Linked DNA regions of Mus musculus: all the other regions are linked to region 1. A link is a loop called in an ENCODE intact Hi-C map of the cell type or tissue named here. Cell type or tissue: heart. All regions are shown on one strand. Each heading gives the region's core, and the rest is flanking DNA. Links, peaks and the distances in the headings are about the cores only. Region 1 holds the start of Cfap46 (cilia and flagella associated protein 46). Region 2 overlaps Inpp5a (inositol polyphosphate-5-phosphatase A). Region 3 overlaps Cfap46 (cilia and flagella associated protein 46).

What was found. Hi-C counts contacts between places; a loop is a spot of excess contacts. Peaks named below come from ENCODE experiments on the same cell type or tissue, not always from the same donor. Only the 100,000 strongest peaks of a DNase experiment are listed, where the experiment ranks them.
Region 2: a loop joins it to region 1, with 5 times the contacts of the local background. A loop is called at or near these places in 3 of 42 quality-filtered maps.
Region 3: it touches region 1 in a loop (10-fold over the local background); 2 of 42 quality-filtered maps call a loop at or near these places.

The regions. Positions count from the first base shown.
Region 1 is chr7:139,680,446-139,690,838 of GRCm38, forward strand. It overlaps Cfap46 (cilia and flagella associated protein 46), which reads right to left and starts at 3,370. Exons shown (of 59, transcript NM_001302546.1): 1 at 3,277-3,370; 2 at 2,901-3,025; 3 at 2,559-2,690; 4 at 2,036-2,100; 5 at 377-541. The coding sequence starts at 3,325. It overlaps Gm32680 (a long non-coding RNA gene), which reads left to right and starts at 3,609. Exons shown (of 3, transcript XR_389968.2): 1 at 3,609-3,694; 2 at 5,436-5,582; 3 at 5,911-6,297. In heart, for the core only: a CTCF peak has its summit at 4,385 (motif pointing left); DNase peaks (open chromatin) are centred at 3,426 and 4,316; H3K4me3 peaks cover 1,187 bases; H3K27ac peaks cover 730 bases; H3K27me3 peaks cover 2,095 bases.
Region 2 is chr7:139,479,385-139,489,777 of GRCm38, forward strand. Inpp5a (inositol polyphosphate-5-phosphatase A) reads left to right here. Exons shown (of 16, transcript NM_001127363.1): 4 at 2,248-2,335. Among named protein-coding and RNA genes, the nearest start is that of Gm46004, 95 kb to the left of the region's middle. In heart, for the core only: a CTCF peak has its summit at 5,012 (motif pointing right); DNase peaks (open chromatin) are centred at 5,038 and 5,407; H3K27ac peaks cover 392 bases.
Region 3 is chr7:139,610,749-139,621,141 of GRCm38, forward strand. It overlaps Cfap46 (cilia and flagella associated protein 46), which reads right to left. Exons shown (of 59, transcript NM_001302546.1): 41 at 9,174-9,362; 42 at 7,592-7,720; 43 at 7,332-7,511; 44 at 6,684-6,854; 45 at 5,428-5,525; 46 at 4,826-4,902; 47 at 4,313-4,407; 48 at 3,659-3,756; 49 at 2,761-2,840; 50 at 1,229-1,381. The region is part of intron 5 of Gm33031 (a long non-coding RNA gene); the gene reads left to right. Among named protein-coding and RNA genes, the nearest start is that of Nkx6-2, 33 kb to the left of the region's middle. In heart, for the core only: a CTCF peak has its summit at 5,609 (motif pointing right); a DNase peak (open chromatin) is centred at 5,593; H3K27me3 peaks cover 5,086 bases.

The DNA of each region.
Region 1 (10,393 bases), core at 953-8,952:
CTCTTTAGAATTTGCTGATAGTCTGTGGCTTTCAAGCAGCAAGCCCAGAGCTCCCATGCCCAGGTATCTGGGAACCCAGGTGTGATGCTCATATTGGCATAGCTATTTGCCAAAGTGCCTACCAAAAGCAAACCCACAACCAAACCCCACTACACTAATGTTTTAAGAAGCATGGACCAGGAGTAAGGGCTGTGTCATTATTTCCTTTGCTTTGAATCCCGATGTGTCTTTAAGGCGTGTGGCAATATCCATAGATTTCTAGGAAGAACCCGCTGACAAGTCAGAAACCCAAGCCCTACCTTGGAAGAGAGAGAGAGGTCTATGTGAATCGTAATCAGGGACTCATCAGGGCTGTTAGGGCTGCCACCCCACTCACAGCATCAGCTCTGCCCGCCACTCCTTGTCCTCCTCTTCTGTCTGATTTAACACAGTGATGATTTGGGAGAGGCTGGGAATCACGAGGTGGTGGTATCCAGGCTTCAGGAAGGGCCGCACCATGTTCCAGTAGAGGACAGAAGCATTGAACACCAAGAAGTAATACCTGGGTCAGGAGTAGAAATCAGAATGTTGGAGGCACAGGGCTGGGGGTATCCGGGTTCCTGGACCCATTCAGGAGGGGAGTGAAGGTGTGTCCAATCACCATCAGACGCAGGCACCTCATTTAGGGTACTCCTCACCAATCTGCATCGGCACCAGGATGCAGAGCCACCCCGACAGCCCTTTCCCACACGAGCAATGGCTGTCTCACTCACAGTGGTGATGACACGGCTGGGCTAGGTTCAGTCATTCCACAACTAACCACACCCTATGAAAATACAGTCAGAAGCAAGGGAGGAAAGAACATGGAAGGCTTCCTGGAGGAGGTGGCATCTGACTGTGACCTGGAAGAAGTCCAAGAATCAGCCAGGAGCTGAGTAGGCAAAAGATGGTCAGTCAGACAGATGAGTGTGTTGCAGTGGAAGTGAGGGACTGTAGGACAAACTCCATGTCCGATCATAAGCTCTTGAGAAGGGTGTTGAAGATGTATGAGAGCTACCTCCCAGCATCTTCCTCTGAGTGGCAGGTCATCACCTGAGGGAGTCACACAGGGCACTTTCTTACTATAAAGCTGCTTTCTGGAGTGGACAGGCTTGACATTCTATTACTGGTTGGTTACTGGACAGGTCATTGCTGCTCATTATCCAGGAAGGAGGGAGAGAAACCAAATGGCCAACTGCCGGACCAGTGATTCCCAGTCACCTGTCGGGCCCATTTATAACTGTCTCCAAGACCCTTGCAGTGGGACATGGCTAGGAACTGGATGGATCTATTTGAAAACATTCACTGTGCTAAGATCTCTGGTGTAGCACGGGCTTCTGACTCTTGGAGGGAGGGAGCAGCAGTGGGTGCTGGGGTGGCTCATCCAGGCTTGTAGGGCTGCACCTTGGACCCTTGTGCCTATGCATTCAGTAACTTGATAAGGATATCAACCAATGAGCAGTGGGCATGGGCGGGATGAGCAAAAGCTACTGCTAATGTTGGGTCCCACTGCATGTGTGCCAATGCCAGTGTATGCCAACTTAACCATTTCAACAATCGAATTTGGGTTTGGGTAGGGAAAAAAAAAAAGACAACCACCATCTAAAAAGCGGTGCTAGAGTCGTGGCTGCAGCCAGGAAGCCTTGGCTCAGGGCCAGCGGACTACAGTCTCCACAGAAGAACCTGAAGCGTGCCCTTCTCCCTTCAGAGAGACCCAAAAGCCAGGAACAAGGAGTTCTGGGGGACAGGTTGGGAAGGAGGCCACCGAGAAAACACTTTGAGAGCCATCTACAAATCTCAGTGAGCCCTGAGCAAGCACAGCATAGGAAGTCTGCATGGGTATGGCTGGCCTTCCCAGCTAGTAAGACAAGCCTGTGTCATAACTCCATTCGTTACAAGCACAAAACAGAAAGGAGAAGGGATGGATGTCAGAAAGAGAAATGACATCGCTTGCTTCTGTGGGCACCAGAGTCTTATGCAATCAAGTAGAAGCAGACAGACAGTTCAGCATACCTACCTCGGTTCTCCTTTTGCAAAGTTTATGGCCTTCATGTACTGTGTCACGCAATTTTCAAATTCTTCCTAAGACAGCACAAAGAATACCCAGGTGAGCCAACTAGCCACCCCAGCACCCACTGCTGCTCATCTTCATTCCTGGCATCCAATGCAAACTGGTTTTCACCCCAGCTTATGCACAGTCCGGGGACAGCGAAGACCCTTGAGCAACCACAGCTGGCTGTGCCTGTGGGTTCCAGACTCTCCCACCTCCCGCTCTGCCCAGCCCAGGAAGGGCTTTGGGGGAGAGAAGACAGAAAGGTCATAGCACCCCCTTGCAGAGGTGGGAGGTCATATGGACTCATGTCAGGCACCTGGCGAGTACCGAGCGGAGAGAAAAGCACAAATGGGAACTGCCGATGTTTTTTGCATCACTGTGAAGGAGACTCTGGTTCCTCAGTCCCATTTTGCTTTAAAGCTTCTCTAAGACCTGCCTTGCTGCCATCCCTGGAGGTGGGGTGAGAAGTGGAGAGGGGTAGTCTTACCACATTTTCCTCTGACTGTGGGGCACAAAGCTGGGCCCTGCACAGGTGCGCTCGGCCCAAAAACTGAGTGATTGGCGCCTTCACTTTGAAGTACATCTGGATGCAGTCTTCGCTTATCTCAGGCTCTTTCATCTGTAGGAGATTGAAGCCAGGAAGAGGAAGGAAGATGCCCAGGATGAAGGCGCTCTGGGTCACTGGTGAGGCTAGCTTGGTCATTTCTATACTCACAACACTCATCAAATGTCCCATCCACCCTAACCCTGTGCCGTTTACACCCAAAGATGTGAAGGTGGGGACAGGTTCATTGTGTGCCAGTGACAGCCAGTCACTCAAGGGCTTCACCTTGAGTGCCTGCTCTGCACACAGCACAAACAGGTCCGGGCTGAAGCTCTCTGTGGGGTCAAGCTCCGACTTTCCCAGGTTTGCAGACTTGATCAGTTCATAAGCTCTTCGCAGGGCAGTTGCATCTATCGGGCAGAGGATCAGCAGAGGGGCCCAGCATAGGTATGTCAGAGAGACACAGTCCACAGTCCCTGGAAGAGCCTTCCTCTGGCACAGAAATATGGGTCTGAATTCCTGGCCAGGTTGCTTTCAACCATCCCCACTCAGCGACTAGGCCAGGGTTCAACAACTGTATCCACCGCATCGCATCACGGACTTTTGTGCCACTCTACTTAGGTCAAGGGGTTCCCATCAGCAAAGTTAGAGTGAGACCCACCTTGTTGATTCCGGGCACGGGCCAGTTCCTGCGTTATGATCAGGTCCATGGCCCTGGAGGCCCTCAACTATACAGCTCCACTGCTGGACCAGTAGCGGTTGCCTAGAGACGGGGCCCAGACCAAGGACGCGGGAGCTCGGGGCGGGGCTACACTTGAGGAGTCCGTGACGCTGGGAGTAGGGAGGGGAAGGGGGCGGGGAAGTAGACAAGAAGCAGGCGGAGCGGAACTGATGGACACCGAGTGAGGCCAGGTCAAGAACTCTTGAGTGTTGAATTGGCACCCAGGGCACCCATACCATGCTGTCTTCACTTTCCTTGCCAGGCTGCGCTCACCTCCCATCCATCCACCCATGTTTCTGTGTCCTGCTCTGTTGCGGCACAGAAAGACAAGGGAACTCCACAAAACCTCCCTGCTCCGGTAAGCGCGGGCTGGACGGATGCAGGAAAAAGATCTAACAGAAGATGCCTACCAGAGCAGGAAGGTGGGCTGCTGGGTACCAGTCGGACAGGGAAGTTGCCAGCCTCAGAAAGCGTGCCCCTTTCTATCTGCAAGGGCCACCTGTGGCGGGTCTACATGTGTGACATTATCTAAGGGATCTGAGGAGTGAAGACTGAGTAGACCCGCCTGTAGCTGCTGCCTGGGCAAGAAGCCTTGGAATTGGAGCAGTTCTGGGATCAGGAAGGATGCGGGGGGTGGGGTGGGGGGACGCCACAAACGCTCTAGAGCCCTTGTTCGAGGATCACTCTTAGAGATGACTTTCATTAAGACATAGTAGTCTTGGAGGTCCAAGCTGGGGCAGAGCCCGGAGCTGCAGGAGGAGCTGCGCTTCATCAGCTGAGAAGCAGTGGTCGGTGGGCAATGATGGAGATCCCCGGGGCAGCAGGTGGGCAGCAGGTTAGCAGGCGTATAGGCAAAGACAAAGCTGACTCTAGTATCCTAAATGAGCGTTTAGAACGGCGTGCAGAAGGACAAACGTGTATACAAGATCTAAGGGAAAAAGCCGCAGTCCCCAAGGCCACGCCCCCAGTGACCTACTTCCTCTAGCCAGACACCACCTCTTAAAGAATACCGAACCTCTCGAAATAGCGCCACCTGCTGGGACTATGAGTCAGCACATGAGCCCGTGAGACCTTAGCAGGCGCAAACTAAAAAACCACAGAGGGAGAAACAGATAAAATCTTTCCTCAGAAGTAGAGTCTTCTGATCTTTTGAAAGAAGCTGTTAGGAAAATGAAAAGGTAGACTACAGGTTAGAAGAAAACATTCATAATAAAATCTAATACAAGACCTGTGTCTAGATTATATAAGAGTTCAATGGATAAATCACAGGCAAGTTTTAGAAGATGCCAAAGACTTGGATAGACACTTGACAACGTGAGCTACTTGACTACCCAGTGAGCAGGGAATGAGTGCAGCCGCCACCGTTGCCAGTAATCAGAGAAACAACACAAAGAAATGCCTCCCACATTCAAACCCATTAGTGCAGCTAAAATCAAGAAGCCTGATGATAGAGGTCCTGGTGGGGACAAACAGCTGCATGTGCCACACAGCTGGTGGGGATAAAGTGACAATCACCGAAAAACTGGGAGCTCTAAGTAAACTGAGGCATGTACTTGACTCATGACCCAGAAATTCTCCTCTTATAATGAGTACCCTTTGAAGTTCTAGAGACCAAGGGAGGGAGGGAGGGGGGAGGAGGAGGAGGGAGAAGAGAGAGAGAGAGGGGGGAGGGAGAGGGAGAGGAAGTTAGTTCATGGCTGCTTTGTTCAAGATAGCCCAAGGCTCAGTGACCCAGATAGCCAACAAAGACCTCAATAAAGATGGTTGGTCACACAAGGGGCTGTGGCTAAGCAATAAAGAATGACCCTGCAGGCAACAATCCATGATGAGTTCTGGCAATGTGGAACAGTGGGCATCTGGTGTGTGTGTGTGTGTGTGTGTGTGTGTGTGTGTGTGTGTGTGTTGTGTGAGAATGTTGGAGAGAGCCATAAAGGTTTCTCACTGAGAGGCTGGGCTGTTATGCTCAGACCTACTGTCAGAGAAATTGATGGTGAAGTTTCCCCCCTGGCTTGGTGCTGGACGCAGGTGGTACACGTTCACCAGGCCTTTTAGCCAGAGACATCTTGGTTTATGTTCATTTTTTTTTTCTTCCATGATAGAACCAAAGAAAACACAAAGCCCCTGAGTTCCAGTAAGGAACTCCACCTGGAAGGAGGTGCAACAGAACTGGGGCTCCTCCTAGGCCTGGGCAGATCATGGGGGTCAGGGGATCCAGGGGTGAGATGTCTACCACAGGAAGTTTTGAGGTACTTTCTTACTTTCCAGAACTTGAGGGTGCTTAGGGCAAGAGTCTGTTAGGGTGGAGAGCACATACATGGGGTTTACTGGGGGTGGGGGCAGGGGCGGGGGTTTCATGGCTCCAGCTACTGTCCTGTATCATGGGAGTTTTATCTTTCATATGGCCAACCCGAGAGGATATTGAAATTCAATTCTGCAGTGTGGGTTTCATTGAATATGGGTCTCGTTTGCACTTTCATGAGGTGGGAAATCTCAACCATCTGTGTGGGGGTGTGTAATAAAATTGAGTATGCCTGATATAATTCTGAAACGTAAATGTCATATATGTTTTTCAAGGGTTCCCAGAGCAGTATTCCACCTTGGAAGTAGCAACCTTGCGTCTCTCCACTCCAATGACAATGCTGACGTGGATCTTTATTTGTAAAGGTTCTCTGTAGTGCGTATAGAGCAGTAAATATAAAGATATTTACTTCCACCGAGTAAACATCGCTCAAACATTATGTAGCCCTGTGTTCCCAAATCCAAACACATTAAATATTAAAACTCATTTTTCCTGGTTACATAGTAGCTATAAATATGAAGAATGTGACACAAAATATTTTTTTCTTGCTAGATGTGTTTCATTTTGCCAAGGCCACTCAGGCCCCTGACTCCAAGAGTGTGATACTATGGAGTTCATGATGCTATCTCTGAAACTTACTCCCTCATCTAGCAGATGTCACCCGCTGCTCTTTGTCTGTAGAAGTGCTGGAGACCGAGCTCTGTCTCCTGGCTGACCGCAGAGACCCTCGTGTGAGGCTCTTCTGAGGTGGGGCCACCTGAGATTGGGGTTTGCTGGCTTTTATTCAAGTTGTTCTTCATACTCCCTTCTGAGTCTCAGATGCCCAGGTGCCACTGGCCCCCACCCATGGCAGGAAGTCCTTAAGACCCTACCGGGCAGTTGAGCTCAGTATCGTCAGCCTTTCTGATTGGAAATGTCATTTTCGTCCACCAAGGGCACATTCCTACCCCTTCTAGACACAGCTGGGTGTCCTCAAAGCTGACCCACCTTGGGCAGTATTTCCTCAGCATGGGGTCCCACAGACTATGGCTGTCTCTCAAGGCCCTGCACTTTAAGCACCCAGGAGGCTCTGCATGTTTATACTATGTGGTTATGGCTCCCTGACTCCTTGAAGGATCATATTTTGCTAGGTTTCAATAAGTTTAAGGAAACGGACACAAAGACTCCCCCCGCCCATGCCAGCTCGTGGGAAAAACCCCAGAAGATGGACACCCAAAGCAATGTTAAGAAAGGGCTGGAGGAACACTGGCCACTCTCAGAAGAATATCGTGCCACCACCACCTAAGGGCTTTCCAAAGCTGGCGAGGGAAGATCTACACTAACAATTGCATCAGGGGGACACAAAGATAGTATCTAAAGCATTGGCTTTTCCTCCTGATACTGTCCATCCAAACTACCTCAGGTTTACCTAGGTCACCACGTCCTGCACACATCACTGCTGGTGGGCTAGGGACTATCACTGGCTGGATGTCCCTTGGAGGAGGTCAGTTGGCTGCTGGCCCACATCCTCCATGCCAGGAAGAAACAACTGTGGGCTGCAGAGTGGTGAGCGTGTCCCCTGTCCACACTGCAGCAGTCGGTTCTTCATGGCTGTGGATTCACATTGAGAGCCACTGAGTCTGTTTTGATGATGGCACAAGAATTCCAAGAATACTGAGTCTGTTGATTACACACACACATGCATGTGTGTATGTGTGTGTGTGTGTGTGTGTGTGTGTGTGTGAATCAAAGGTGAGTTATACATGGGTGTGAATGTGATTGTGCTGGTGTGTGTGACTGTAGATGTATGAATTGTGTACGTATACGAATGTTGAGCTAGTAGTGAGTATGAACACAAGTATGTGAATGTGTGCAGTGTATAATGTAAGTGTTCACAGGTGTGACTATGGGAGTGTACATACAACCTTCTTCTGGCCCAGGAAGCAGGCGTACAATCTCTCTCCCTTCAAATAGCTGGAGCAGGGCTCTGGGTGGTGGGCAGAGAATCAGGGCAGAAAGCCCTGCTCCTCTCCCAAACCAAGCCTGTACTGCCTAGTCCCTCACCAGGAGGAGGAGCCTGGTGCCTTTTAGAAGTGCAAGGGAAGTACAGGGCAGGAGGGGATGCCTACTTATCCTCCATTTTCACCTCAAGGAACAAGCCCAGAACAGAGAGGACATTGCCTCCCTGGGCAGATGAGTTTCCTGTGGGGCTTAGCAGGGCTCTGTACCCCACCTGCAAACAGAGTGAAGCATCACAATATCCTAGCAAACCAACACCCCAGCTATCCAGAAACCCAAACTTCTTCAAATGCCAACATTCCCAGCCTCCCAGTATGCCTAGGATCCCAGCATCCCAATCCTAATTTTCAACATCCCCAGCATCCCAGTGTCTCCAGCATCCCAGTGTAACATCCACTATTCTACCACGCAATGTCACTGACATCCTGCATCCCCAGCACCCTAACACCTGGCATCCCAGCATCCTGAGTTCCTGGGGTGCCTCTACCACTGCGAACTTCTCAAAATCACCAGGAAATGGTCCTTATGACTTATGCCACATGTATTTCCACTTGGGTCTTTCTCCATTGATCAAACTTGTCCCTTTCGTCCCTGCTTTGTCTGTTCCCCTTTACAAAGGAATGCGCTCAGACAAGACACAGAAACCCTCTACTGCTCCTCCATTTCCAGTGGGGCCCACCACCCTCATGAGTCAGCCAGGTAACATACGGGGTGCCAGTTAAACATGGCATCACATAATGAATCTTCTTAGTACTGTGCCAGCATATGTAAAGACTTTATAGAAATGCTAAAAAGCCTGCTCTTTATTTTAGCTGACATTTAGATTTTACTTGGCTTCCTTCGATAGTGTGCAACTATCATCCGGTGCCTCTCGCCACATCTTTGCACCCTACAGTCACAGTATGGCTCAGGTGGCACGGGCACATCGAGTTTGTCCTTGTTCATGGAAGGGGTGGCACATCACAACCTGTTTCCCTCACTTTCTCCCATCTAAGTGCCATGCATTCACTCAGCATCATTTACCGAAGGCCCATGTGGCAGCTACAGCCACTGCAGCTAGGGCCACTGCAGCCTGGGACTCCTGAGCCTCAGCATGGAGACACTCTGAGCAACATGGGCATAACAGGATGGCAAATGGAATCCGTTTTCAGGAGCATTGTCTTTCCACCCAGGTGACAGCAACCCCAAATGTTTTGCATCCTTTGGGTCAGAACAGAGACCCTCAGCTTGTCTCCATATCTCTCACCTAGTTTTTAAAGACGTTTTTAGTGATTTTTTTTGAGAGTTTTACATCATGCAGCCCAGTCTGCCTTATCTCCCGATCACCTCATATCTACCCTCTACCCTTACAGCTTCCCACCCAAAACAAAACACACACAAATACACATACACACCACCACCACCACCACCACCACCACCACCACCACCACCACCACCAACAACAACAACAACAACAACAACAACAACAACAAAAGCATAGACAATACCTCATCATGGAAGCTGTAGAGTGTCACAGTGTGTCCCACAGTCCACCCTTCTGTCCACACATCTCCACTTGCAAATGTTCATTGCAGTGAGTCCTTGGTCTGACTCAAGATCTTCAGCTTCTGTGACACCAGCAATATCGGTTCGTCATCAGGACTCCTTCCGGCTAGTGTGTAGTTGCCCTGTGTCATGGAGATCCTGCAGCTTTGGATCTGGCCCATCCATTCATCTCAACCATTCACAGATGATGTAGATGTTGAACTGGGCCAATTCAGAGCCCTGGATCTGGGCCTGCATGATGGCTGAGCTGGTCAGCCTGCCTGCTCTCCCTTATCCGCCCACCAGGGCAGGTTCCCCAGCACTGCTCCAGCCATGCCATCTAATGCCACCTTCTGCAGGGTCAGCTTTCCTGCTCTCATGCCATCAGGACCCCCTCACCTGTTACACATACTCCAGAGCCAGCTCCACTGTGTTGCAAGTCAAGGTTTGGGGCCTACTCTCCCAAGTGCTGCAGTCAGTGAGGGGCTGGGCCAGCTCTCCCGCTCTTACACTGTTGGGGCTGGCTTACCCTTGCCTTGGCCATCTGGGCCAGCTCCACTGTGTTGCCCAAGGCTAAGACTCTCACCTTCATGACCTCAAGGCTAGGCCTACCAGCTACTGCAGGTGGTGAGGAGTAGCTAGTGGGCATCATCCCCACACCCATACTTCCTCACTCCAGACTAGTGGTAAGCCAGTTCTCCTTCACTTTCACCCTTGGGGGAGCTCACCTGAACCCCCCTACACACACCAGGGCCAGCTCTATTGTGCTGTCCAGATGAGAGTCAGGGCCCACTCAGCGAAGGACAGGGACAGTTCACTCATTCTCATGATCCCAGGGCCAGTTCCCCCAAATGAGGCAGGTGGTGCATGGGGTGGGGCAGCATCACCCTTACAGCCATACCACCTCATGGTAGACAAATGATGGAGCCAGCTCTTCCATGCTCTTGCCCTCAGGTCTGGCTCACATGCGCCCCCCCCCCACTCCCCCATCACCAGGGTCAGCTCTGCTGTGTTGTCCAGCAGGGCCTGCTCTCCAGAACGCTGTAGCTGGTGAGGGGTAGGGTGAGTTTTCCCAAGCTCATGACACTATGGGAAATTTTCCTGACTGCCTGAGGTGATGAGGGGTGGTAGTGGGGCACCACCTCTGTACCCGTGCCACCCCATGGCAGGCGAGTAGCAGGATCAGCTCTCCCACACTCATGCCCTTGGGGCTGGCTCACCTCCAGCTCCACTGTG
Region 2 (10,393 bases), core at 1,255-9,254, 200 kb before region 1:
ACTGACAGAAGTTAGTGTTAACACCAAGGACTGCAAGTTGGCAAAGGAGAGAGAGGCTTGTGGGCTGGAGCAGCAGAGCATCTGAAGGGGGAAGGTGCCATGGGCACTGAGCTCTGGGCACCTGTAGGCCAGTGGCCCTCGGGAGGGAGGTTCCATCACTACTGTCCCTTAGATGGGCTGTGTGTGGCAGTACAGGCCTTGCTGCTCTGGCTTTGAAGAGCAGCTGTCCTTGAGAAGGCCGGGGCTGTCAGGTACCCTCCTGTGGATTTCCCGCACAGTGCTCTTTGCTTTTGGCTGGACTCAGCTTCTACCTGGACCATTTTCCTTAGCCAAAGAGCTTTCTGTACTGTTTATTTCAGTACAAGTCAGCTGCTGCTGATTCTCTCAGCCTTTGTTTGTCTGAAAAAGTTCGTTGTTCTCATTTTTGAAAGCTGCGTTTATTGGGGATGAATGGGAGCTTGTCAGTTCCCTCACTACTTCAAGGACACCATGTCATTGTTTTCTGTGTTTCATTGTTTCCGACCAGAGCCCAGCCCTTGTGTGCATCTTCATCTTCTTGTGGATAATGTGCTTTCCCGGCTGCTCGCTTTCATCTACATCTACCTTGTTTGTAGCAGCTCAGTTTGCTGTGTTCTGGTTTAATATTGTTTATTTCGAACGGTGCACCTACAGGTTTGCCTAAGTTTGGAGAACATTAGTCCCCTCTGTCCATAGATGCTGCTTTTCTCCCGGCCCCCTCCTCCCTTGCCCTGATTCAGTGTTGCCCAGAGAGGCGCAGCCATCCACATGGCATGGGAGCCCCTATTGCATTGCATTGCTTTGCAGGGATGCTCACTCTTTGTCTATCCTGTGAGATCCTGATTCTTGTCTGTCAGCACCAGAAACTCCTTTCTTCTGTACATTCCTATTTTCCTTTAGGACTCATATTTATATTTATCATTTTAACATTCTTTTCCACTAGTCCTATTACTTTTGTCCTTTCTGGGCCTGGATCTGTTGGTAGCTTGTTTTGAAAAAACTATGGCCCTGATGTTATGCGACCCTTCCCATGTCAGGTAGCTTTTTACTCACATTTGTCTGGAGGAGGGCAGCATGTGCCAGTGTCCTGTGTGTGTAGGTCCGACAGCAACTTATAAGGGTTAGTTTCTTTCTGCTACTGAGTGTGTCTTGGGGATTACATTCAAGCCATCATCCCACATCAGGCATTTGATACCAGATGAGCTTGGTACCCTGTCATCTCTAATCCTCACTCCTCGGGATCTCAATTCAGTGCTCAGGGTTGGTGCCCAGGCATTTCTTTCTCCGTCTTCACGCCCTTGAACATGTTGAGATCTGTGGCTGCCAGCTCATCTGCTGCCTCTCTTTCCTAGACTTAAGGTTTCCCTTGGGGTCCTTCCCTAACATCTGTACTTTGGGTCATATGCTGTGCCTGCTTCTCACCAGCGGCAGAGAAGGAATGGGCTTTTGTCCCACATTCTGGGCTGGATGTGTGGTAGGTACTTTTTCTCTAGCCAACCTAGAGATGATGATAAAATCAACCTACTGGGCTTTGACCATAAAAAAGGGATGGTGGGAGATGCAGTGAGGCTCTGCCACATTGGCTGATGAGCATGGGCTACTGTCTCCTTTAAGGAAATGCTAGTCACTGTCACTGTCTGCACTGTGGGGCTGCCAATGAGAGCAGCAGACTCTGGAAGTCACCTACACATGGTGTGTGGCCTAAGTGAGTCCCAGGTATTCCTATCAGCATCTTTTTTGTTTGTTTGTTTGTTTTTGTTTTTTGTTTTTGTTTTTTTGAGACAGAGCTTCTCTGTGTAGCCCTGGCTATCCTGGAACTCACTCTGTAGACCAGGCTGGTCTTGAACTCAGAAATCCGCCTGGCTCTGCCTCCCAAGTGCTGGGATTAAAGGCGTGCACCACCACTGTCCGGCTCCCATCAGCATCTTTATCCCTGGGAGGCCCCATGGTGTAGGCATCTCACAGGCCTGAGTAGAGACCAGAGACTGCTATGTGGCTGCTCTCTGTATGCCAAGGACACAAAGAGGACTTGAGTCCACTGTGGCTATCACTGATCTTCCCCTCTTTCCTCCTTCCCTCCCTCCTGCTTGGCCCATTTAGGGGCTGTGTGGGTCTCAGAGTGATGTGAAAAACAGTTTTAACCATGGCCTGGTGGCTTGGAGCACATGGGTGGGAAGGAAGGCACGGCGTCTGGGCTTTTGCTTATTGTGCTCACTCTTTCCCTCCCAGAGAACTACTATCCAGTGACGCAATGAAAGAATACAACAGGGCGCGTGTCTACCTGGATGAAAACTACAAGTCACAGGAACACTTCACGGTGAGTCGTTTTTAAGCTATGGCATGAATCCCAGGCCAAGGGAACCTGAATCTCAGCTGTCTCCAAAGAGTACTAAGTCGGCACGCATGCCCTGTCACAGCAGTGTGACTGTCCTATGAAAAGCTTCTCACGTTCTGTTGACTGTTGGACGGCCCCAGTCCTCCCCAAACCCCAGCCTGGCAGAGCTGGTGGCCGAGGCTCAAGAGTGTATCTCATTGCTGGTCCAGAGAGAGCATGGGCAGGAGCTGGGGTGGGGGTGGCCAGCTCAGGGAGGCTGGCCTTGAGATGTCCGACAGAGAGGAGGACCCAGGTCTCCAGCGTGGCTTAGATGAGAGATTGAACTGGAGCCTGAGCTGCTCAGTTCCCCTGCTCCTGGGCTTGGCAATCACTTTGTAAGCCCTGAGCAGGCCTTCAGAGGGAAACCTGCTTCAGAATGGGTGTGCCTTACAGTGGTATAGGATAAAGCCTGCACCGACCTCATAGGAACTGTCCCTCTTCTAGAAGTGTCCTGGGTCATAGCTGCTTTAGGAGGCAGGAGGCACTGGGAAGGGCTAGGAAGTATCGAGAGATGTTTGAAAGCCTTTGTAACTGTTGGCTTGGAGAACGGCATCTCAAGCTCTGGGGTGCCTAGGCCTTCAGGGATTGAGTTAACTTTCTGCTCCGATGCCTTTTACTTTGCTCTCTGACATGTTGTCACATTCATAGGTTGTCATAGGTTGTCACATTCATAGGTGCTACCTCTCTTCTCCACAAGGTGAGATCTAGCAGTGGCCCTTGTCTGTCAGCCCATCTTCTGCCATGGGCTACCCTGAGCAGCTCCCTGGCTTGGCTTCTGTTGGGTATATGGAGAGATATAGCAAGGGTGTATGTCATGGTGGGCAGAACAGGGCATGGCTCCTGCCCTGCATCTTGTGTGTGTGTGTGTGTGTGTGTGTGTGTGTGTGTGTGTGTGTGTGTGTATGTTTGTTTGTGAGAGAGACAGAGACAGAGAGGGGGAGGCAGGCTTTGGGGTTGTCCTTAGGCTAGAGAACCCCTGTCAACCTGTCAAGGTTTCAGTCTCTGTGTTTGGAGCATTCAGTGCCAGGTATGTTCTATCTTCTCAAAGACATTTTCTTCAAACTCACTGGTGTTCCACCCACCCACTTTCAGAGGTGTCCTTCCTCTAGCCCTGGCCTGCTTAGAATATAGTCCTCCTGCTTCCCCTCATCTTCCCTTTGCTGCTTCTGCTGCTGGCTTCTTCCTCTCAGCTCTGTGCTGCTTTCCTTCTTGTAAAAGGCCCCTCCCTTTAGCCTTCTGGATTTCCTCTGCCAATACCCAAATTTTTTATCTTCTTAAGTCAGATTTACACAGATGAAAAAGACAGGAGATATCAGTGAAGATAGACATCAGACTAGACACAACAGACAGAAAGGGGGTAAACTGAGGGAAAGCAGTGGAAATTGCTAGAAATGAAAACAACCCTGAAAGGGTCACTCTGGGATGATGTCATGTGGCCTGGCACCATGTCTCTAGGGCCTTCCAGAGTGCAGAGGGAACAGAGATGCTTGGACAAACAATGGCTAAGGGTTTCCACAATTTCACAAAACTTACACTCTTAGATCCGACTGTGGCAATGGGATTTGCAGCAGAAAATGCAGGCAGAATCTTAGTAAGGTGCATCACCGTCGGACCGGGCACCAGTGCTGCAGAAGGCTCAGCAGCAGCTTTCCTGTCTTTCCTGCATTGAGGCCTTGCTCCACTAGTGCATCATCTGTAGGAAGGTTCTTTTCTCCATAACTCCCCTTTGACTTTATAGACAGAATGACCTAAAATACAGGGAAGGGAGGATAAATCCCACGTTCACAAACAGGGCTGGTTTGACACTGCAAGAGCCTTCATAGCTGGGCTGACAGAGGAAGAAGGTCGCTGTCTGAGGGCAGAGCATGACATGTGGTAGATCTGCTTTGCTTTGTTCCCCTTTGCTTGTCAAGAAGTTATTATGCCTTGGCATTCCTGTCCTGGTACCCAGCTTCTCTATCGACAACAGTGTGATATGAAGTGCCTTCATGTCTGATGAATGGTGATGATCAAGGGCTCTCCATGTCTGTCTGGAGTCATTGTAGGTAGCAGAGAGTAGAGGTCTCTTATCCCAGATTGTAACTACAGTGGCCCTGGGTCTTTGAGCACCATCCACTTCACAGCCCTTCACTGTGTTTCTTGCTGTGTTATGGCCTTTAGTGAGGGCCTTAGGATGTCCTGGTAGGAAGGACCTCCACCCTTGGGGTCCTGAACATAGCTGGCTGCATCGGACAGCTAGGTAGCCATCCTCCTGCCTAGCCTGGCACCCCGTAGCTTCAGACAGAGAAATTTAATCTTTGTAAGATTGATGGTATCAGCTGAGTGTTTTTAGCTGAGTCTGGTTCAAATAATAGGCCATTAATTGAAAAAGGAAATTGAGATGAATTTATCTTATACATAAATGCTGTCATGGGCATTAATGGGGATCAGAAAATAGTGGCCTGTTTCCAACAAGCTGCTGGGCTGAATGAACTGCACCTGCTGCATGAGCTGACGGTGGGGTGGGGGTGGGAGCCCCTGGTGATGGGGTAGACTCTAGCTTAAGATCTGCTGCCTCTGTTGCTGGTGATGCTCCAGGGGCTTAGAATAGGAGACTTGCAAATGCCTTTGCTGCCAGGAGGTGGCACCAGTGCAGCACATGCAGCCCCAATGCTCACTGCAGGGATAGCTCCGAAGATTTTTATCCTGAGATGGGGACATTAAGTTCTCTGTGGCTTACTGTGGCTACCATGTTTGCCTATCGATGTGAGATGGATGTCTGCTGTCTATGCTGTACAGAAACCATGAAAACGACCCCTCGATGCTGGGCCCCTGGCTTTGTCACTGCTCCTTGTGAGTTTTACATGGAAAATTGTTTATTAGAAGTCTGGGTCTTTAGACATTCTGCCAGACTGGCATGTTAGGTTGTTACCACTGGAAAATCTGGGTCCCCATCCTGTTCCTTGTGTTTGAATGTTTCCATTGGAAGAGGATGTTGGCCTTGGGCCAACAGAATGGCTAATTGTGAATCACAGGAGAGGGCAGGAGTGAGCGTACTGTGTCCTGGAGCACTACGAGTACCTGACTTTGCTTCCCTGGAGAGCCCGCCTTGGTTGGCTTAACTTGTTTTTGTTTGCTGTTTTCTCCCAGGATTGCGTGTACAGGTCCCTGTCCCATGTTTAGAGTCATGGAATGGACTTGTCTCCTGGCAGACAAGGAGTCTGGAGGGCTAGGAGTGTGTGTGTGTGTGGGGGGGGAATGTGAATACCCACAGACCTTCTGGATGGGGTGGGAGAAGGCAGTGGCACCTTGGAGAGAGGGTGACAGTCATGAACAGAAGAGAATCGGAGGCTGTTGGTGGGTGTGTTTAATTTCAGGGACTGGGTGAGTTCCTGGTCCAGTTGCAAGGAACTTGGATCCAAAGAGGTGAACTCAGTGAGGCATGAGGGAATCACAGGGACTGGGGGGCCAGAAGCCAAAGTGCAGCCGAGAAAGAGCTCCTCGAGGAGGATTTACAGGAAGGCAGAGGCTACGTTCCTCTCCATGCTGCGCGTCTAGGCCAGTACTGAAAACACTGGGGAACAACATCCAGGTAGGAAGGCCCTGGGCCCCATGCAGTGTGTGGAAGCTGGCGTTGCTGAGATGAGAGATGGCTCTGAGGCCTGTGGCATCCAGAGAATGGTTTGTGCTTTTGATTGTTAGTGTCCTGGTCAAGGTGCCACCAGTTTAAACATCAGTGACATAAGTGAAACACGTGGCTCTTCTGTTGAAGTGGTTTTATGAGGCTCTGTAGCTACCTGTAGAGGAACTAAAAGAGCAAGCAATGTGCTTCCCAAGTGGTACCCAGCCCACCACACTGTGCTGTCCTCACTCTGGGGCCCAGCGTTCTCATGAGCTCTTTCAGTGAACTCCTTTTACATATCTCTTGGCCACCACCTGGTGCAGGAGTGGAGGTACAGGAACTCATCTTCCTAGAGGCTGAGTCATTGCTGTTGGGCCCTAGAATGCCAGATGCCCATGGTGTGCTCCTGAAGGGACATCTGCATCCTTCTGTGGGCTGGGGCCATCATTGCCACTCTCCAGGCCCTACTGTCAGCTTCCCTGTGGCTTCCTGTTACCTGACCTGTGCACTGGCTTGCCTGCTTGCTTCTTCCCTTCTCAAACCCTTGTGCCCTCTTCCTGAGGGACAGCCGGCTCCTAGAGTGCATGTTCGTGTACTGGCGGTACCTTAGCTAGGGCCACTCCTCACTGCCAGAGACTGGCTCAGTGAGGACGGGGGCTCTACCACTAAGTGGAGAGAGACACCACATGTTGGGAGGGAGTTGGTGGGAATAGACCCTGTGAGCCAGTCATGTTGGTAGAAGAGTCATGGGTGAGATCTATTAAGTTACGAGGCTGCGCCCTCGTAAGAACCCTGATTTCTAACAACATGAAGAACCCCTGACCTTGTCAGAGTTGGAATCACAGTGCAGTTGAGGACTTGTTGGATGCCAGGGCTGCTTATTCTTAGGGCAGCCCTCTTGGGCCTGCCAGATGAGATAGACCTAAGAGGGAGGGTCCTTGAAGAAGAGCCTAGCTGGAAGCTGAGCTCTGTGCTGTGTGGATTAGAGGATAGAACGATGACCTTGAGGTGCTGTGAATGGTAATCAGAGTTCAGAGGACCCAGAAAAAGGAAGGGAGGGAGGGAGAGAGGGGGATGAGCAAGCCCACCTGGCATTAGAGCTACTTCCTGGGTTTATGCCTCTTGCCTCCAGTCTCCAGGGCTCTCGGCATCACAGTGTGGCACAGTTGGGTTTCACAGTAAGCCAGCCATGCAGATTGGACACTGAGGAACTACCTGGGTGAAGTTTTCCAAGTCTGCGCTAGTGTCTATTGATCAGACACTCTAGCAGCATGGAAATCATGTGTCTGATTTAGCCAGCCACTCGGAGGAGCATAGAAAACACATCGCTTACCTCCGGACAAGCGGGCGCATCAATAAGAGTGCGTGAGATAACGGCTTCCTTGTACTCTTGCTTCAGAATGGCAAAGTGAGGAAGAGACTGAAAATTTATTTTCATATAATTCCACCACTGTCTTGTTTTGTTGCTTAAGGGGTGCCTTTCAGCATGGAGTGTTCACCAGTGCGTTGCTGGCTGCTCACCTGAGTCTGGGAAGCCAGAGGCTGTGTTCTCTGTGGTGGGCTTCAGACATGGCCTGGTCCATGTCCTCAGCACATCCTCTCATCCCATTCTGGGGCCTGATATCTACCGTTCTGGTGCCTGAATAGGGGAGCTGTCCCACCTGGTTTTGTGTCAGCTTCACACAGGCTGGGGTTATCACAGAAAAAGGAGCTGCAGTTGGGGAAGTGCCTCCATGAGACCTAGCTGTGGGGCATTTTCTCAATTAGTGATCAAGGGTGGGAGGGCCTAGCCCACTGTGGGTGGTGCCATCCCTGGGCTGATAGTTCTATAAGAAAGCAAGCTGAGCAAGCCAGGGGAAGCAAGCCAGTAAGGAACATCCCTCCATGGCCTCTGCATCAGCTCCTGCTTCCTGACCTGCTTGAGTTCCAGTCCTGACTTCCTTTGGTGATGAACAGCAGTGTGGAAAGTTAAGCTGAAAAAACCCTTTCCTCCCCAACTTGCTTCTTGGTTATGATGTTTGTGCAGGAATAGAAACCCTGACTAAGACAGGATCCAAAACCCAGGTCTAGGGCTATGGTCCTTGTCTGGCTATAGAGCCAACCCTGGGTGGCCTCTCGAAACTGCAGCTAATTTAATAGCATTCCTGTTGGGAACTAGAAGGTAATAGGCTTCTTGGTTTTGCTTCTGCCTGCACCCAGAGGAGAGAGCACTGAGAGCTGATATGACCTGGCCAAAGCTCTTGTTTCTAGAGTAAAGTGCTAGGGAACAGGAGGGACTACCCCCTTTCAATGGAAAGGAAATTCTTGACCAGCCAGGGGGAATTTGAAGGAGTCATACCTTACTAATGGCTTATTGTTGGAAAGACTTTGTTGCTATGGGTGGCATAGCTCCTGAGAGGTCTGAGAGGGCTTAGTGTGCTGTCATAGGTCCTCAGGGAGAGAGCTGTGCCATTGGGGCAGTTGACAAGAGGCAGCATCAGTAGGTTTCTCAGTACCACCCTGTCTCGACCTGGGCTTGCCCATACCTTGCCTCAGGCCAAGGAAGGAGACCGGATAGCTGGAGGTAGAACATTCCCGGAGGTTGCACATGCTTTTTAAGGTGCAGGTGCCTGGAGAAAAGCTTGCATGCTGTTCTGTTGGCGGCAGGCATGGGTGTGGTGGTCTGGGTGGGTAATACCAGGAGAGTTTGGGGTACTTAAGGAAACTCTAGCCTCATCTGTTCCCCTCGGGATCTTATTCACAAGCAGCCTAGGTGGTGGATAATGGTAGTTGAATGGTGTCCTAGGCAGGTCAGAAACTGGAGATTCCAGTGACCCATCTTATTTAGGGACAATAGCAGGCTATGGGTGGCTCCAGTAGGCAAAGTCTACCTCTTAGTTTCAGGGGCAGCTCTGTCAATGCAAACGTCCTGCTGTCTGCTTTTGCAAGGCTCTTGCTTGGCAGAAGGCCTCAGACCCGCCCGTCAAGATTGCCTAGATACCTGGATGCTGCTCACATGTGGGCTGGTAGTTCTTTTTCTGCCCTCGTACAAGGTCAGGGTCTCTTTCTTTACTTTCTCCTCTGTGTCGCTGCCAGTACTATTGGGAATAGGTATTTCTCGGAGGTATAAGACAGAGCACTTAGGCATAAGATGTGTGACTCTGCTTTCGCCCGGGTGTCCTGAGTTTTCTTGGGCTCTAGGATTTATTTGCAGAGCGTGGGGTGGACTGGGTTGGTGATAGTTAAATTAGGTTAGGGAGAACGTGAGGTGCTGAAGGCTGACAAGGGGCTGTCATACATTTGTCCTTCCTGGTGTGATGTCCACATTTGCCCCCATGCCCTGAGTGTCCTCAGGAGGCTCCTGCCCTGTGTGGCCTGACTGCCCCAGCAGAAGCCCTGGTTCTTCTGAGGGCGAGACTGATGAGTGGAGGCTGCGCTTCCCAGAAGCCCCTTCCTTCCCACTGCTCTGTGGGTGCTGCCTCCCTGCTTTCTCCTAAATAAAAGGTTGGGAGAAATTTGTGGGCAATTAATGGAGTTGGCTGATGTTCTTTGATCTGAGGAAGAGGAGGGAAAGGCAAATGTGTTTATGATGAGGGACTAATCTTGGCCAGTAGTGGCCCCCTCTGCACTGGGCCCTGCCGTCCTCCTCCTCACTGGAGACCTGATGAAGTGAGAGGAGCAAGATTGGTTTTCTGAGGGCACTGGGCGCCCTGCACTCAGTTAAATCATGGCTGTCTGCACCCCTGTCGGGTGATGACCTGCCCTCCTGCCTCAGTACCATGGCCCTTCGGGATGTGATGATGTGCGGCCGCAGCAGCCGGGCCGCAGTGAAGGTGAAACTGTCGTATCGATCTTTTTAGCACTAAAATATGAGCCACTTTACGCTGCTCCCCGCTGCTGTGATGTGAAAAATAATAACTCGGATCCAAATTAAAAATATTGATCCCTGGAAGGTGTTGAAAGTAAATAAACACCTTCCGAAGTTTTCGGGTCAGACGAGGAATGGTATTAAGCAATAAATGTGTCGGCACGTCACACTCAGGGTTCTTGATCTGTTTTTCCTCTGAATTGATTTTTCATTATTTACTTCCTAAAAGTGTTGGAATTTGGTCCTCCACCGTTAAATCCCAGTGTTTGGGCAAATGATTTCTTTGGGGCTTATGAGGTGCTCCTAACCCACTCCCTCATTGATTGATTGATTTTTGACTCAATGAGCTTGCAGTCTACGCTTTATTTAGGACTTCCATCATAATTTTTTATACATTTAGGCCTGACTTTTTTATTTCCCTGTAACAGATGAGCTGACATTGGGCTATCAAAGTGGGGGAAACAATTGCCACGAGGTTCATTTTGTTACCGGATCCATGCATCCTGAGGAGCTGTGGAGCTTTTTCTGGCTACAGCCCAGGCCCTGAAGGGAG
Region 3 (10,393 bases), core at 944-8,943, 70 kb before region 1:
TTCTTGGTGTACGACATGGATTCTGAAGTGTCAGTATGCCCCTGTGGTGGATTTGGTTTATTGCTTATTTTATGTTAATTGGGTTCCCAAATTTCATGGAAACTGGCACGTTTGCGTGTGAGACACTGATGGCCCCTACAACGACCAGCTGGTTCTAATTGGTAAATAAAGTTGCCTGCGGGGGGGGGGCAGCGAGACAGAGGGGGGACTTTGAGATTCCCAGGAAAGGACCACCATGGGGGAAGAGGAGAAACACCATTGCCAAGAAAGGAGAAGACACTGCCTGGCCTTAGGAGGGACTCCTCTATACTGCATGACACTTTCAGGACAGGGATCGATAAAGTCCCAGGGACCAGAAGCTAGAAATCAGAGCTGCAGGCTTAGCTCAAGCCCCATAGGGCATCCAGTTCATGTCAGCCAGGATTGAATCCCTGCTAGAGACAGGGTTGTGTAGGGCAGAGAGACCTAGACACTAACAACATGTAAGAGTCAGGGATCATAGCCCATCAGGACTACAGGTCTGGGTTCATGGTAGCCAAGATAGAATATAGATTTTAATAAGTAATAATTCAGGAATATTGGAGGGGAGAGTGTGTTAGCTGCAGGGAGGTTTGGATGTGCCCAACCATTGCGCTGTTTAAGGCATATTAAAATAGAAGGCTGTGTGTGTGTATATGTGTGTGTGTGTGTCAATGTTTCATTTGTGAACCCAAAACATTTGGGCTGGTAGTGAGGAGTGTGTGTGCATCTGCCAGGGAGTTTAGAGCAGGGTAGCAATACTACTGCTTCATGCCCCAGGAGCAGTTTGGAGGACTTTTGCAGACTGGACCATCCTGCAGTGCCCACCTTGTCTCGCTGCCCCACAACATTGAGCCAAGTGAGTCTGGGTGTCAGGTCTTTCGCTCAGTGGGATTCTTCTTTGCTATGGCATCAGCACCCATGAAACATGGGTTAGAGCTTTCTGTTCACAGCACATGGTGTCTATTCTGGAAGTGATTTTGAATGGGTAAGGGCCAAGGGAGACGTGAAAACACTTGGCAATGGTTTTCAGTGTTGGGTATGGAACCCAGGGCCTTGTGCACGCGAGTCAAGCACTCCACGCTGGGCTACACCCCCCAGTGCCTTGCTCATTACCTTTTGATGGGAGTTAACAATATTTTATCTGAAAAGTAGTTTAAAATTTTCCATTTTTAAAATTAAGTGCTCCTGTGGCTAAGGCGCTGCTCACCTCGCTCCTCCTTATGGAGACGGTTCCACAGCATCTGGAGAGAGAAATCTCGTGACAGGGAGGTGACCTCGTTGAGCATGGAGAGCCCCTCCAGGGGCAGCTCCAGGAGGAACTTGTCCACAATCAGGATCAGGTACTCAGGGTCAGGCTGCCCTGTGGAAGGGAAGTGGCAGCAGCTCAGACACAGGAGAGACCAGCTCTGAGGACGGGACGGACGTGGGGCTTCAGCTTCGTCACTCCAAGCCCTGACTTTGTGGCTAGATGACTGGCCTGGTGGCTGCCATCCCGGGCATGAAGATACGAGGGAAGACTATGTCCCCAGCTCAGCTTGTAGAGGCATGGCTGCATTGGTCCCTGACATGCTAGGGTCCCTGAGGTAGCCACTGTTTTTGATGGTGAGATCAAGTTTATGACAGAGTCACTAGGTAGTGGTACACCTTATAGGATGCCACGTCTTAAGCTATCAAGGCAACCTGCAGTTCTTGGGGTGTTTGCTGCATCTGGCTCATGGTAATTTGGCCAACTCAACTTGGGAGAAAAAGCTTGGGGCTTTTTTTTCTTTTTTGGCTGGGGGGGGGTGGCAGAGGAGGGGAGCAAGCAGCCATTCCCTTTGCCACCTGTCAGTTCTTAGTGGCAATCGAAAAGGAGACAAAATTCAACATAGGAAATTGCCTTTTAAAGGAGTCAGTCGTTAGTAAAATCAGAGAAGCTAGCCAAGAGACAGGATGGGCCCGCATTTGACCTTCCTGCCTGGGGAGTCGCACAGTGAGAGCATCCTCCTAGTTTTCCCAGTCCAAGTGAAAACAGCGGGGGTTGTGCTAAAAGTACCCCACAGACAAGGCCGCCAGGCGGATGAGACAGAGCCCTTTCCCACGGCCACCTCTGGTGAACTCCCCAACGCAGGGCAGCAATGCTCATCTTTCCTACAAGGACCAGCAGACTGTCATCTGGCCAGGACAGTGAGAGCTGGGTGTATAACACACCGCTCTTTCTTAAGGGCACTATGGGCCAGGAACTGATAATTTGCCCAGAAAGGGCAGCATGGATCCACTGTTTGATAATCCTCCTCAGAGAGCTGTCAGTCTCAGTGCCCAGAACCTTCTAGGGCAGTGTTTTTCAGCCTGTGAGTCACAACCCCTTTTGCAGGGGTTGGCCAACCGGTTCACAGGGGTCGCCTAAGACCACTGGAAAACACATTAACATTACAACTCATAACGCCAGCAAAATTATAGTTATGAAGTAGCAATGAAAATAATTTTAGGTTGTGGAGTCATCACCACATGAGGAACATTAGGAAGGTTGAGAACCACTCTCCTAGGGCCTTCTGCCCAGCCTGGGGGTGATTTTGTTCTAGGAGACCTCAAGGAGAGGAACCTTGGGTCCTGTGTAGCATGCCCAGGTAGGACTTGTTTGAGCGTGGAACCTGTGACTCCTGACCCGCCCAGGCTTTCCGTGATGGAATGGGTGAGTGTCACCACAGGGTCCTGAAGTAGCGGCAGTGGCCTTTGGGTCTGTCTGTCCCTGCCACTTACCTGAAGGGAGAGAGATTTTCCTTTCCTTCTCTCTGCCTTTATTTTTCCCTGCATCACCCACAGCTGTTGGCATCTGATTTCTGAAATTCAGAGTGACTGTGTTCAGGCTTTAGGAAACATAGGGAAACACCCACAGACCAGGCTGAGAAGCGCCACGCAGCCTAGTCCTCGCTCGGCCATTGCTGCTTAGGTTTTGTTTCTCCCCACTTTCTATGTAAACCAGGCTGGCCTCAAACTCAGACACTTTCCTGCCTCCTGTGCGCTGGGATTAGAGTCCTGTGCTACCACACCCAGCTGTCACTCAGGGCCATCTCTGCATCTGACACACAGTGCCAACAGAAGGGGACCTCAGGATGTCCTCATGCTGCTGGAGAAGAATGCCTAGCTCCACCGTCACCTGCCTGCTTTTCTCCCAAAATGAGTGCCCGAGGCTGATCCCCGGGCCTTGCTGGTTAGTTCTCACACATCAGACTCACATCAGGGAGGTCAGTGGGGCAGGGGCAGCAGCAGCAGTGGGACTCCTGCCTATAAAACACACAAAAGAGCTAGGCGCTTATGCCTGTCCTGGGTAGGGCCACACCACGCAGAGACAAGTTTCCACATGGAGGGAAAGCGCAGAAACCAGCCCTGGATGTCTGCCCCTCACATCTGGCTACTTAGCTCAGATGGGCGCTTTCCTGTCTCCAGATGTGAGGTGGGATCTGGCCTTCAGCTACACCCAGCTGGCCTGGCCTGTGGGCGCCAGGAAGACCCTGGTTACTTTGGGACTCATAGCCCCACGTACAACAGCCCTCTAGCTCCTTCTGTTACCAGCTTCAGCTGCCCATCACCTGGTGCGAGGAAGATGGCTGCCCCCCCCCGCACCCGGGAGCCTTCAGAGGAAATGACATGCTGATACCTGCTTTCTGGGAAGGTGAGCTGGGGGGTGATGGGCTTCAGGTAGTCCTCCATGTGCTCCAGGATGCTGCTGAGACTCTGAGTGCACAGGGCTTGCTCCTGAACAGGCAAGAAATATTCCTGTCTTAACCCGAATCATAGCTTGTTGTCCAGTGGTGACTGGATATGACTTGTACTCAATTGGGAAACAAGTTAGGAAGACCCCCTGGAGATCATTCGGCTCCAGCCCTTCCACAAAGAGCGCTGGCATTGCTCTCGCTTCCCCAGCACAATGCTCTCGCTTCCCCCAGCACAATGCTCCCAGTGGTTTTCCGGGAACTATCCTGACACCTCATCCCTGTCCCTGTCCCTGTCCTCTGATGACACTGAGGAATGTCCTGCTGATAGGGATCGGCCCAGGACAGGTAACCCTATGCTCTGCAGAGAAGAGGTAGCCAGACCCCTCCTCTGGGGTCACATTCAATCCAAGGACTCAGAGGAGCTCCCCACCTTTCATAGGGCTTCCCCTTCCTCCTCTTGAGTTCTGGGCCCATTACCCGGGCCCAATCCAACCTCAGAGTCTTGTTTTTTCCCTGGGATGGGCTGCAGTCTACAATATGGCTTAGAGTCTCGGGCCTCAAGTGCTTGGGTTCGGGGTCATAATTTGGCTGTGTACCTTGACCCGTGTCTGCCTCTGGAACCACTGGATACTCGTCAACAGGTCAGAGATGGCAGTTGGACTCGTAGCCACCCGAGTTACCTTGCAATAACCTGTCAAAATACACCCGAGGCCTTTACAGGGCTCAGAGCAGAGCTACTGGAGTCGTGTGGGCAGATGGAGACCCTTGTGAGGGTATTTAACCTTGACGTCTCAGAGGGGAGACATGTGATGGGAAGGTCTTCTGGGCACATTGAGTTCCCCCATTCTTCTCTGGGAACATGAGGGCTACTACCCAGAAAGTTCAGGCAGAGGCAAACACAGTGGTGATTGACAGAGGGAGTTCTGGGGAGGCATGGATCCTCTGGATCCCTTAGAGGAACGTGGGGCCTCTATTTTCTCTCGTCTCCTGGGTTCAGTCTCCCTTCCCCTCCCCTGCTCTGTGGTCCTGCTCTGGGGCAAGGATTTCTCCCACCCACTGCAACCCATCTGGAGTCGATGGGAGGAGCCCCTGCTTGTACCCAAGCTTACCGCCCACGGTTATCAGTTTCCCCTTGGGTGAAGGCATGGTCTTTGGTCTCTCAAAGGCAGCACCATACAGACAAGACCTGCAGGCAGAGCAGAGGTCACAGGCCCATTCCCAGGGGAGGTGAACAGGCAAGCACCGAGGTCTCAGGAGCCGAGCGGGCCAGTCTGCAGTCGGCACCCAAACAGGTGCCTTTCAATGTTTATTTTGGCAGACAGAGGCCTAGGAAGCAGTCTGTATAACCCAAGTAAGAGGGAAATTACAGAAGGTCTAGGAGTGCAGGCCTAGCCAGATCTATCTAACAGAGAGACCCTGTGTGAGTGCAGATCAGAGCTCCTTCCTCCCAATACATCCCTCGTCGTCATGGAAATTCACCCCGGTCTTTTCCGGGGGGGGGGGGGTCAGAAGAGGGCTTCCCTTTGTCTCTGGATTGAACGAGTGCCCATGCCTGTCAAGTGGACTAGCTGAGTCTGCCAAGTATGCTTTCCAGATGGCCCAGTTGGCCTCAGGCTAGGGGCAGAGGTGTGGTAAGCTTGCTCTGCCCATGCCTTCTGGCCGGGCTTTCTCAACAGGGTGGAGATTTACAATGGTAGGAGGAAAGCCTCACCTGTCCTGTGAATGCTGCAGAAAGAGGATCCGGAACACGGGTGGGATCTCATTCAGGATGCTGAAATGCTGCTCTGTGACACAGAGGCTCTGCCATGCCTGTGTGTGACAGGGGATGGTCACTCAGAACGGCCACTGCTCTCCCCCAGGTGTCTGGGCTGTGGAATGCATCAGTACCACAAGGGGGCAGCAGAGGAATGAGAAATTCACTGGCTCCTCAAATTGCCCAGCTCTGCCTACTTGTGGATGCAGTTCCCAGAAACCCTAAATAGCATCTCTTCAAGGTCCTTACTGCCTCCTTGAGCCTAGCTAAGGGCTTCCACTTAGCCCTGAGGCTGCAGGCTGCAGACCTATCTTGGGGTCAGTTTACCCAGACCCCCAGTTTTCCTGCTTCCTGTGAGTGAGTACTCCTAGAGGATGCACACACCTCAGGGTCCCCTCTGCCCACGGCAGTCAGCCAGCGTGGGCCCTGAGGGGTACCCCCAGATCTCCTGTGTGAGTTGCTTAATGCGCACAGCTTCAAGACCCAGCTTTGGGTTTGCAAAAATGAAATGATGTCTTAGAAAACTTTTATCAAAGAATAAGAAATAGAGAGAGCCACATAACGCCTACGTGAGGCACCAAGCGGACTCTTCACAATGGCCGTACCCATATGGCAGGTGAAGAGATGGGTCATGTTACCATATGGGGGCTGTGAATGGACTTTATTGGTGGTGGCTTGCTTCTTGCCTAGCCGCTGGCCACCTCAGTGTGTGGGTAGCCTCATCACACTGGTTCATGCAGAAGCTAGCTCTCCTTGCTTCAGTGTGTTTTGTTGTGTGGGTGTACCGATGTACTGTCTTCTCTGGCTGATTTCTCTGGCCTGACTTCATAGGGACCTGTGGAGGCTTATGGGAGTTTAAATAAGGATGACCCATCCCGCAGGGGTGGGGTTTCAAAAACCTATAGACCTTCTCAGTATAAGCTCTCAGCTACTTCTCTGGTGTCATGGCTGCCTGCTGCCAGACATCACTGGCTCTTTACCGGACTTCACCAAGACCTCGACTCCCCTGGGGCAAATAGTGGAAAGGAACTACAATTCTTTCAGCCTTCTTGTGCCTGTACCCATGGCATATGAGATTCAGAGAGGCGGAGAGGTCTTCTAGCACCACGCAGCTAGAGGTGGCACTTAGAGACTGCCCTATTAGCACTCAGTGAGCCAGCTCAGAGGCCAATATAGGTCACAGGAGTGTGTGTTCAGGCTCCCCGGCCCATTACCCTGAAAGAGGAGGCCAGTTTCTGCTCTACACTGGCAAACAGGCTGGTGGACATCTTGTCTTGCTGCCTGAGTCGCTGGTGGAGCTGCAGCAGGGCCGCCAGCTGTGAGCTGCCCGTGTTTTTCGTGGCCGTGAGCAGGACCTTCCGCATCATCTCTGAGGTTGAACAGCTCTGAAGCAGAGCAGACAAGAGTGGTGTGTGCCGTGTAGGAGGGTGGCAGAGGACAACTGAGCCGGGAGTGGCCATCTAGGAGTCTGTGTGTCACCCTCTGCTGGGCCCCTGTCGGACCAGGTGTCAGTGCTATGCCAGCCCTTTCTCCGGAGTCTCAGTATGTTCCATCATAGAGACTCGGTGTGTGTGTGTGTGTGTGTGTGTGTGTGTGGAGGGGGGGGGGATGGGGGAGACAGTGGTGAGTACTGCATGTGTCCACTGAGCTACAAGAACAGTTACATGGCTGGCTTCTATTACTTAAGGACTAGCTTGGCCTGAGGCCCAGAGAACAGGGAGGATCTCTTCTTCTTTCAACCACAGGACCACCCCATCTTGTCTAGTGGACAGCAACAGGGCTGGATGGTGCCAAGGCACTCCCACCCCTGGGGTGACAGGCAGTCAAGGGCCCTTTTGGAGATGGGCAGAGGAGGTCTATACCTGTGACAGTGTTAGGAACTGGCAGGTGGTGATGGGATCCAGGATGCCAATGCATTCCACCATCTCTATGCTGGCAGAGGCCACGATGTCCAGAAGGTTGTTGCTCAGGGAAGTCTGTATACACTGCAGCAATACCTCCGATGTCTGAGCCAGGAACCCCCTCGCCAGCACCATCCTTTTCTGTGGGCAGTGCAAAGCTCAAGCTAAGGTGGGCTCTTCAGGCGGAAGCCACCAGGGGACAGGTAGAGAATGCTGCATACCTTCAGACCTTCAGCCTTTCGGCTTTGCTCCTTGGGGGCTTCCTTGAAGACTGCCGAGGAGGAGGTCTCTACACTCCTGTCCTCTGTGTCTGTCTCCAGCGATCTCAGGCTATCCTTCTTAGTGCCTACCTACAGGGCATACCACACGATAGAAGGCGTTTGTGGATTCCTGCTTGGCTGGCAGGGAAAACACAGATGCCAGGGATGGGAAAGATGGTAAGGATCAGTGGGTCCTTCGGGTTGTAAGTGATCATGTGATATCGATCACAAGTCATGTGGTGTGGGGTCAACGGTGTTACCAATGTGGTGGGAAGAGGCAGACAATCTCTTAATGGCCCACACACAAAGTGGGAGAAAAACTAGTTCTACACAGGTCCTGTCCACCAGCAGCCTTTACCAAACCCTAGGGACAGAAATCATCTGTGAGAACAGGCTAGTACTCAGGAGCAGAAGGTGTCTGTGACAATACAGCACCCCCAAAGTCAGACCAAAACCATAGAGCCATCGAGCCAGCCAGGGAAGAAATCTCACAGCGGGATGTGGGAAACGCATCAACAAACTCAAGAGGATGAGAGCCCTACACATTCAACTTAGGAACCTTCACGGAAACGGGCCAAGAGGAAAGATCCCATCTGGAAAAGAAGAAGGAAGCTTGGAAGAGCGACGGAGAGCTTTGGTGTCAGGAAGCTAGCTGCACAGCAGCAAACAGGCCACACCTAAGGAACAAACATGGAGGCACTCTGGGGCCTGGAAGGAGGCAGGTGTGTCTCCTGGAGCCTCCTGAACTCCACACAGGGGTCCCTGCATGTTTAGAGACAGCTGTTCCTCGCCATCTTGAAAAGACCCTAACTGAGGGCAGAGAGGAGGGGTCGTGCTTCTGGATGTAAAGTCCCTGACTCTGCTACCTGTGCAGATGCTACAAACACCTGCTCACCAAGGGGCCCAGCCCCATCTGCTCAGCGGCGCGGGTCTTCCTGCTCTCCTGCTGTCTACAGCCTGGGGACTGAGCCCAGGGTTTCAGAGCTGGCTGGCTGGGAGCTTCCCTGGGTTTTGAGTCCTGGGCATGGCTTGCTACCATGGAATGTGAGGGTTTCTACGGGAGCTTGTCTGCTAGGCTTCAATTCCAGTTTGTTCATGGAAGCTGGCACCATCTTGGGGGTAGAAGTACCTCTGTTTAGGCTCTTAGGATGGGAACTCAGAGACAGACAGACAGACAGGCTTGCAGGAGCTGCTGCTAGGGATCTGAGTTCAGTCGCTGCTTCTGTCAGAGAACCCTAACCCTAGAGTAAGGTGGGCCTGATTGGAGCAAGAAGAAGGGGATATTTTCCCTTCTTTGAGATTTCCAAGGCTGTGTGGTATGTAAGAGGGTCACGGAGCAGACACCACTCATCCCAGTGTATTTTAGGATCGAGGTCAACACCCCCAGGGACCTGTGTACAACCAGACACAAGTGACCAAGACATAGAGATGCTGGGGCCAGACCCTCCCGAGTTGAATTGGTGAAACACCTCTGACATCCCAACTCCACAGCTGAGGTGGAGAAGTCGGGGAGCAGACTGCAGTAGGAAGAAGGGTCACCTACCAAGAGTTCCTCCTCCCAGCAGAAGGAAGGGTACACCGGATCTGTCTGCACGTACAGCAGATGGAGAGCCTTCCCAGCCAGGATCAGGAGCTGGGCACGGATGTCCGTGCAGCCCACACACAGTGGCTGCAGACTCTCCAGCTGTGTTAGCACCAAGTGAGGCAGGGTCCTCTTCAGGAAGAACCATTGCTTTGGGAAGACAAGGAGGTGTGTCACCACCAATGGCTCTCATGTGACCTCCGCCCAGTCACCCAGAGATCTCAGATAACTTCCTAGCAGAGAACATCTGGGTACTTTGACATATGTCCTTTATCTGCACAGTCCTGGGTGGTAAGCATGAGAGGGTGAGTCTAGGAATTAGACACTGGAAAGATCATATAAGACATCTGCTCTTACTATAAAGGAGAGCTCAGTGATAGAGGTCAATAGTAGGATTCATTTATGTTCACCTTGACTTGTCTCATGGCGTTTAAGAGAACGGGAAAGTGCTGGGGCTACAGCTAAGCTGGTGGAGCGCTTGCCTAGGGGTCTATCCTAGGACTGCAAAAGAAGTAAGAAAAAAGGAAGGAAGGAAGGAAGGAAGGAAGGAAGGAAGGAAGGAAGGAAGGAGGAAGGAAGGAGGAAGGAAGGAAGAAGGAAGGAAGGAAGGAAGGAAAGAAGGAAGGAAGGAAAGAAGGAAGGAAGGAAAGAAGGAAGGAAGGAAGGAAGGAAGGAAGGAGGGAAAGAAGAAGGGAAGGAAGGAAAGAAGGAATGGAGGAAGGAAGGGAGGGAGGGACAGAGAGAGAGAGAGAGACAGAGAGAGAGAGAGAGAGACAGAGAGAGAGAGACAGAGAGACAGGGAGACAGAGAGACAGAGACAGAGAGACAGAGACAGAGAGTATAAGAAGGGTTTTCTTCCTAACAGGTAGTCAGTTGCTCAACTTGTTCTTCTTGCAGAACTGGGAGGAAGTGGGGTGCAGTGGGGTAGGAGGGTGGGGAGGGATGTCCAGGCAAGTGCTCTGAGATAATGCAATTGACTGTTTCCAGCCCTTTTTCATGAATGGAGTAGTAACCCCAAGGCCTGGGAACGGGAGCTTTAAGCCTACACAGGAAGCCCCTTCATTATTAGTTAAGTCCTCTTGGTGACCAGACCGTGCCTATCTGCACCAAGGTGTGGAAGTGGTCAAGAGCTGCCATGGCATGTGGTTGGGTCCCACAGATTCACCCTGCTTTTAGTGTGA